2 separate regions of the Homo sapiens genome follow, and region 2 is linked to region 1. Evidence: chromatin contacts called from ENCODE Hi-C data. All regions are on one chromosome and are shown on one strand. The core of a region is the stretch at or near the end of the contact, and the rest is flanking DNA. Distances in the headings are between cores, read along the strand shown. Region 1 holds the start of LINC02468 (long intergenic non-protein coding RNA 2468). Region 2 has its middle 18 kb from the start of PDE3A.

Evidence for each region. A loop is a pair of places that touch in the nucleus more often than their neighbours do. Pooled maps may share reads with other maps.
Region 2: a loop to region 1 is called in a pooled map, with 2.2 times the contacts of the local background. The contact joins the enhancer-like site here to the promoter of LINC02468 in region 1. A Hi-C loop is called at or near these places in 5 of 168 maps with a recorded cell type or tissue (A673, ascending aorta, chondrocyte and 2 more) and 6 of 50 pooled maps.

The regions. Positions count from the first base shown.
Region 1 is chr12:20,125,734-20,129,936 of GRCh38, reverse strand. It overlaps LINC02468 (long intergenic non-protein coding RNA 2468), which reads left to right and starts at 2,036. Exons shown (of 4, transcript NR_146523.1): 1 at 2,036-2,121; 2 at 4,102-4,198.
Region 2 is chr12:20,348,375-20,352,675 of GRCh38, reverse strand. No RefSeq gene overlaps it. Among named protein-coding and RNA genes, the nearest start is that of PDE3A, 18 kb to the left of the region's middle. Within about 2 kb of position 2,080, at least 2 of the 41 ENCODE cell types and tissues checked have a DNase peak (open chromatin) inside an H3K27ac peak, as active enhancers do.

The DNA of each region.
Region 1 (4,203 bases), core at 787-3,286:
ACCTTAAATACATAAAATGAAAAAATTATGTTGACATAATAGATGAAGTCATAATTTGCAGAATTTTAGTAAAATTGGAATTCTAGGATTACATATGCATATGATTAGTTGTTCATTCATTTATTAATTTATTCACTCAATCACCTGTATACCAAATATGTATTAAGTATCTGTTATGTGCCAGGAACCTGTTCCAGGTTCAGAGAATACAGTGAATAAACAGACTGAACCCTGCTCTCAATGAACATCTTCATGTTACTTGATATGAGTTCATTCCTTGAAGTAAGAAAAATTCATTATGAATTGCCTGTTTTAAAGACAGGGCATGTGTACTTTGAAAGATTTAGATAGAGATTGGTTTGTGACATATAGTTTCTCTCTTTCCCAAATATATTTAAAATATTTATTGTCTCTCTTTGACAAAAAAATGAAATCATGGCTCTCTGTTGAAGGCCAAGGAAAAGGATCCATAATATATTTACATTTCCATCCTTGAAAAAGAATTCTAATCACAACAGAAGACTTTTTTTAAATAAGCATTTTAAAGAAATTATAATTTCAAATTTGAAATCTGTCAGCCAAACACTTAATTCATCAGTCATCTGCATATTTCAAGACTCAGTAATCTCCAGATGTGTCTCAATTATACCAATAAAATAAGACTAAGTACATGTCAACCCATGTTTTACAACTTGCATAGCTTACTTCTAATGCCTTTGTTCTGCTTACATATTGTGAGGAAGTGTTTATCTTTTTGCATATTTCTGAGTGATAGCATATAAAGACATACAGTATTTAGGATTTTTACAACTTTTTTACTTACTCATGAAACATTATCACTCATAAATGCAAAAGGCATGCATAATGATAAGGAAACCTCTGTGGTTTTCTTTAAATTCAGAAAGAACTTCATTAAAATTCCCACAATTTTATGACTGTTGCAGTCTAGGCCACATAATTTATTTTTATTTTGTGACTTGCTACAAATAAATTCTTGCTTAGTCCCAGACTTCTCTTAGCTTGATAAAATTTAAGAGCCTCTTTTAAATTTGGATACATTTTGACATCTTCAGTGGGTTTTATATGTACTCAAGTTGTTCTTTCCCTACACAGTTTTCTCGTATTATCGAATAAGCTAAGGAAAAACTGATGTTATTACTATGTTTGGTGAATTTTCAAATTTAGTATTAAATGTGTGCTCTTTTGTAAAAATCTGCTTGTAATTCATGTGTTGAAATGTTTCTTCACCCAACATGGCACATGTATACATATGTAACTAACCTGCATGTTACGCACATGTACCCTAAAACTTAAAGTATAATAAAAATAAATAAATAAATAAAAAGAAATGTTTCTTCATCTTTTACTCTAATTTAATCCACCAATTGATCAATCATTAATTCAACATTTATCTAGCCCCTACTGTGTTCGACACACTACTCTGGTTGCAAAAAATATAAGTGAAGAAAATGAACGAAAATTCCTGCCCTCATAGCACTGTAATGCCCTCTCAATAGTAAACATTTTTTTTTAGAAATGCAACCTTCTAACCACAAAATTTAATTGTGCTCCACTGTCTTCAACCTCTCTTAAAGTTTCAATTATTTATAAGCATAGTTTTTCCAAAAAATAGATTTCAAAATCACAATAACATAAAGCACGTTTCACATCTCTCTTGTTTCCTAAATTTTTCCAGGGCTTACTTTCCAGTTAGAAACACCTTGTGTTATAAATGTCTCTTCTTGTATCTAAAATTTTTGGTAAAACAATTGGCACAAACAACAGAATGCTCGATAGTTTTACCATTGAAAATATGAATACGAATAATTTTTAAAATTTAGTAGTATACTTTAAAATTTCATACGTTGAGAAAATGTAGAAATTGTGGCAGAGGTTGATAGTAGTCCTCCAATGGATATTTTCTCCTTTCTTTGTAATTCAACCTTGCCCTTGTTGGGTTCTTTTTCGTTTCTGCCAGCTAGAACATCAATAAGATGCTGGAGTTTAATCAACCACAGCAGACTGTGAGGTGGAAGCCACTTGGTGATTGTGAGCCAGCACCAAGATCGAAGGCATTTGGATCCCTGGTGATCACAGACCCAGCATGTCATCTCTGCAAAGGTGACATTAGATTCTATTTGAAGAAGAAGACATCCATATTGTTTAAGACGTTGTTATTTGGAGTTTTCTGTCAGTAGCAGGCAAACCTAATTCTAACTAACATAGCCTACAACTTACTTTCACAAATTTAACAATCTATGCTACATCCTGTATAATTCTTACCATCTTGATTATTTACTGAAGATGATGAAATGTTCAGTTATGTCACATGCCTATTATTGGCAACAGCATGATTCACCAACTCTTGGAGATTTTCCTGAAAAATAAAAACACTAGTGTTTGTTATGACCTTATTTGTATATAATCACAGATATATAGAAGTAAACCAAATCAATCTTGAACAAAATAGCGAATAACTGGTGATAATAAAAATATCTATATGGAGAGAGACACAGCTAAAAAGGTAAGAGGAAGCCCCACCAATACCAGCTAAGCACGGGGAAGGCAATGCTGGAGTATTTAATTGAGTCATTTCAAGTTGTGTATATGACTTTTACTTGCTTTTATCAAATACAATGTTTATTTCATTTAACCACAGTAAAACGAAAACTGTGACTTGTGTTTCACAGTGAGTATAACTGATTTAATGGAATTGTTGCAGTTCTATCACTTTTCTGAGTTAAAGTTTGCCTCCCCTAACTATTCTGGAAAATAAAAATTCACATATTCTCTGTTCTTTTTTTCCTTCCTCTACTTAATTCTATCTTATGCATGACATTTTACAGAAGGCTCATCTTCATTTTCTAATCAAGATGGCATATATTAAAAATCAGATCCATCATGTGTCATGCAACTATCATACGACACTGATTATTTTTCCAAATTCCAATGATTTACAACTGCCGTTTAATTGCCTGAGAGCATTTTAATCCAGGGTAGTTAACATTACTTGAACTGCTACATCATTTAATTGTAACATTATAGGTTTACAAGCAAAAGCAAGCCTTGAACTAGAGACAGCAAGTCTACGAAAAAAAAAAATCCAAGAGAAACCATCAAGTTTTAAAAGTTGATGTCAGAAATATCTCATTTAGTTCAAATAAACTACTGCGAAATAACACACTTTAAAACATGTAAATAAAGAGCTAAGTACCTAAAAGTAAAAAATAATATCTAGATGAAAGAGATAATTTATGTGTTGGATAGTGAGACTGGGCGTAAAAAGTCTGGTTCCCAAACATTTATGAAATATTTACACCATTCCTCAGGAAATAGCTAGAATATAAACAAAGTACCCTTCCTAGAAGAGCTTCAAAAATCATTTTTATAGTGGCAATTAATTTAATTCCTGAAACTCTGAGGAAATTACAAATCTATTGTGAATGTTTATGGTACTTGATAAATCAAGACCAGAAATGTTATCATCATTAACAATCATCAATAATTACAAAACTATTCAAGAGAGTCACATAAGAAAAAAATACTTTTAGCTGAGATGCAACTGAGCAAAAGTATGTTTCAAATTGTTTTTTAGCATGATACACAGAAGTCCAAGTTACATTTTAAAATTTTTGATTCTACTACACACAATTTTAATAGATTTTAATACATTACTAAACCAGAATAGCAAATGCTATACCCTGGTATCACACCAGCTAAAAAAAAATATGATCAGAAATTCACTTATTTCATAAATATAAAAGTGTGAAAATTTATGGACTTTCTTTTTTTATAATTTTAAGTAAGTTTTAAAAATGTTAGCATCTCTGTGTTCCCCACTGCAGCACAGAGAAGCACTATGGTATTGCGATTAAGAGTGGTTAATCAAACTGTCCTGGGTTCAAATCCAGGTTCTGTGCCATCTGTGTAATCTTGAATAAATTACTCATCTCCACTTGCCTCAGTTGTAAAAATAAGAATAACATTTATCTCATAAGATCATGTAAGGAATAGCTTGCAAAGCTCAGAGCTTCAAGTAAGAAGTGGGCATAAAAATCCAATTCTGGCCTCATTTACTCTCATTTATTTACTCTTTTTTAGGTCTTTGAGCAGGAGCCCAAGGAAGGAAAAATAAGGACACACATTTTTGGCTGGATTAGTAACATCTTTCCTTTGTCTTCATCCACCAGTGTTCTTGGTACA
Region 2 (4,301 bases), core at 831-3,330, 220 kb before region 1:
GGCTCTTCTATATTGGGATAATTACATCTCTACTAAAAATACAAAAATTAGCCGGGCATGGTGGCGCCCGCCTGTAATCCCAGCTACTTGGGAGGCCAAGGCAGGAGAATCACCTGAACCTGGGAGGTAGAGGTTGCAGTGAGCCGAGATCGCGCCACTGCATTCCACCCTGGGTGACTGAGCCAGACTCCATCTCGAAAAAAAGAAAGATAATTATTTCTTTATATCAAATTCCATGTTACTAATAGTAGAAAAAAATCTGTTTATATCTACAGTTGCTTTTCAGATTTTAATATAGAGTCTTCATAAACTGTACGTAGTTAAATATGAAGGCTGTTTCACTCCTTGCTGTCGACTAAATGGCTACTGCTAGTATTTATTATACAGGGACTGGCTTCTGTCTCTATTTGAGCAGCCCGGCAACTTTCTGTCTTCTCTGAGTGCTGTTTGTCTGCCGCTTCTGTGTTCTGCCAGAGCCGTCGCCGTTGCAAGGAGCCGGTGTATATTCTACTGCTTTTTGGCTGGGAGAATAAATTCCAGCTTAGGTCCAAGTTGAAAACGAATCCCCTAGTAGGCAAAAACATGGACTCTAGTATACTTCCTGTGCACCCCCTTTGGCCTCAGCAGCCTGGAGTTTTACAGTGGAACCATTTCATGCTTAATAACATGTTCTACACAAGGCACCATGGGAAACACAAAGGCATGGGCCGTACTGTCTGCATTGAGAAATGCAAACTCTTGCATGGGAGACAAGATTTGTATGTTCACGGAAACACGCACGCATGTGCATGCACACACACAAAGGCACACACCTTGAAACTAATGCGACAGTGTACTGAGAAATAATAAATGCATGATACTGGTAGTTTATTGATGAGAAGAAATCAAGGTAAGTTCAATTAGTCAAGAAAGACTTCATAAAAATCTAACTTGAATGGCGCTCCGGAGGCCAGGAAGGACTTGAAAAGTTAGTGTGAAGTCTGGGCTGGCCAAAGGAAAGCTTCTCCAAGTGAGCTGAGCCCCAATATCAATTTAGTTAAAAAACCTGGTCCAACAATTGCTTGTCATAATGTAGGCCACATGTGTATAGACCGAATTCTTCCCGTTTTAATTGCTTATTTTGGCTCTATAAAATCCCAGCCTATATCTTTTTGGCTTTCATTTGGTAATGCATATTTAAACAAGTTTCTAATGTTGCATTTGTTGAAATCCAGCAGAACAGTGGCTTGTATTTTAAACCTGATTGTCCTTGTGTGAAAAACCACTGAAGTTTTTGAAAAGCTATAAGCGTGCTGTTCTCTTGGTTTATTAACTGATCTGTTTGTTAGAAACCTTTATTATAAATCCAGTCATTCTGCAAATATTTCTCTAATGCTTTTAAAATAAATAAAACCCAAACTTTGCCTTTAAGCAGCAATAAAATCAGGAGTGCATCAAAGCAAGAAATTCAAAGTACAGCTCAATGTGGCTGCGAGAGAGCTCCCCTGTTCAAAGACATTGGAAAATGATCCTGGAAAGGTGTAATATTTATATGTGAAGTCTATCTTACCGCAGCTTTAGATCATATTTGAGAAAGAAAAATTTCCAGCCAGTGACTGGAATATGTTCATTGGCTTCATTTGTTACTTGGACTTATTTATAAATATACAAATTTATATATTATGCATTATACTATACTTTAAAAAGTGAGAGTATCTCAAGAGTTTGTGTTATAGTAATATATATCAAACAAATACAAGGTAAACAATTTACTTAAATAGAAGTGTTCTACTTGTGAAGTCTAAAAGAAATACTTTGTACTTCATAATTTTGAAGCAACAGCCTGATCTTATTTGGCCAGATGCCTTTAACAAAACAGCCTGGTGAGAGGGGTGAAGGGTGAACTTGTTACTCACTGAATCTAGAAATGACAAATTATTCATCATACTGAAGGAAATATCACACAAACCCATAATATAAGTTTATTTTACTCATTAAATCCTGATTTCTGCGTCAGCTTCTTCTATTTTTCTTACAGATGCAAAACTGTAAATGAGTCATAGTAGGACGCTTCCCGTGAGAATTATTTTTCTCAGGAAGAATGAAGGAAGTATAGTCTTACGCTTTCCTTCTGAAGTTCACAAAGCTTTTGACTAAGATACTCGTAGTGAATAAGCTATTTTTCATTGTCTCTAATTTAAGACATTTGTTTTTTTAAAACGTATTTTCCAGAAAACGTTCGTTGTATTGCTGCCTGTATCTAATCACACAATATAAAGTTAGAAACAAGGTAAAGCAAATTTAACTATCTTTTCTTTTTCTTCCTTCCACAGTTGCACATTTTATGTATAAAGAGAATTTGTAATGATCTCATTCACCTAATTGGATTTAATTTTAGCAAAGTGAAATATTGTCTTTGGACATGATGAGCACTCAAACACAAAAAGTTTTCTATGTTTTGTAATTGTAAATCCTCATAATCTGTAATATCTTGAAAAGAACTGAGCCAAATAATTGGTCTAAAATTTGAGTTCACAATGTTGAGATGACCAAAGCTGGCAAGTATAATAAGTTGCCTAATACATCTGGCTATCTTTCAAAGACACACAAAAATATATAGTCACAACTTTTTTTAAAATAAAGTAAGTTAACTAATGGACCCACTCTTTAAAAAAAAAATTTTTAAGACGAGTACTTGTATCCGCTTTATATTATAGCCCATGCATACGAATTACATGATTTTTACCAAGATACTCTAAAGATACTACTTAATTATAGAGTGGAGAGCAAATGGCAATGTTTATGTCATAATTACCAAATGAAATGCAATTATAAATTTTGTGAGAAGGATTGAATATTGGCCACTGAACCATATAGCTATACAGTATTAGACTGAGTTCTAACAACAAGACGGTTTGATCAGCGGTCCCATTTATGTGCTCAACAACATGAGCATATCAAGATCAAGGCCTCTACCTTTCTGGATTCTCAGTAAGTAAGCCCACCTATTCACAGCTTTCCTTGATTTAGAAAAAGTGTAAGGTCATTCTTATGTTAATATCATTAAATATATGTACTCAATATTCTTCCCTTACAAAAATAAAATTCTCAATCAGCTGCTGAAATTGAGACCTGTAAGTCTTTCCATAGCTTCTACACATTATTGGCATAAAACTTCACTCGAAACAGTAACATCTTCTTTCATTATTTTTATTTTTTTGTTATTTTTAATTTCAACTTTTATTTTAGAATCAGGGGTTACATGTGTAGGTTTGTTATATGGGTATATTACATGATGCTGAGGTGTGGGGTATGATCAATCCTATTACCCAGGTAGTGAGTATAGTACCCACTAGTTTTTGAACCATTGTCCCCTATCTCCCCACCCCCATAGTAGTCCCTAGTCTCTATTGTTCCCATCTTCATGTCCAGAGTACCTATGTTTAGCTCCCATTTATAAGTGAGAAGGTGCAATACTTGTTTTCCTGTTTCTGTGTTAATTCACTTAGAATAATGGCCTCCACCTGCATCCATGTTGCCACAAAGGACACTATTTCATTCTTTTGTATGGCTGCATAGTATTACATTATTTATATGTACAACATTTACTTCATCCAGTCCGCCATTAACGGACACCTAAATTGATGCCATGTTTTTGCTATTGTGAATAGCACTGACATAAACATACAAGTGCATGTATCTTTTTGGTAGAGTGATTTATTTTCTTTTGAATATATACCCAGTAATGAGATTGTTAGGTTGAATGGTAGTTCTATTTTAAGTGTTTTGATAAATCTCCAAACTGCTTTCCACAGGGACTAAATTTATCTACATTCCCACTAACAGTGTACAAGCTGCTATACACTTACACACTTTTCTCTGAAGGCTCACCAATATCTGTTGTTTTTTGACTTTTTAATAATAACCATTCTGACTTGTGTGACATGATATCTCATTGTGGTTTTGATATGCATTCTTTGATGATAGTGATGTTGAGCATTTTTTTCATATATTTGTTGGATGGTTGGACGTCTTCTTTTGAGAAGTGTCTGTTCATGTCTTTTGCCCACTTTTTAATAGGATTACTTGATTTTCACCTGTTGAATTGGTTAAGCTTCTTATAGATTCTGAATATTAGACTTTTGTCAGATGCATAGTTTATGAAAATTACCTCCCATTCTGTAAGTTGTCTGTTCACTCTGTTGATAGTTTCCTTTGCTGTGTGGAAGTTTTTGGTTTAATTAAAAGTCCCACTTGTCAATTTTTGTTTTTGTTGCATCTGCTTTTGAGGACTTACTCATAAATTGTTTCCTGAGGACAAT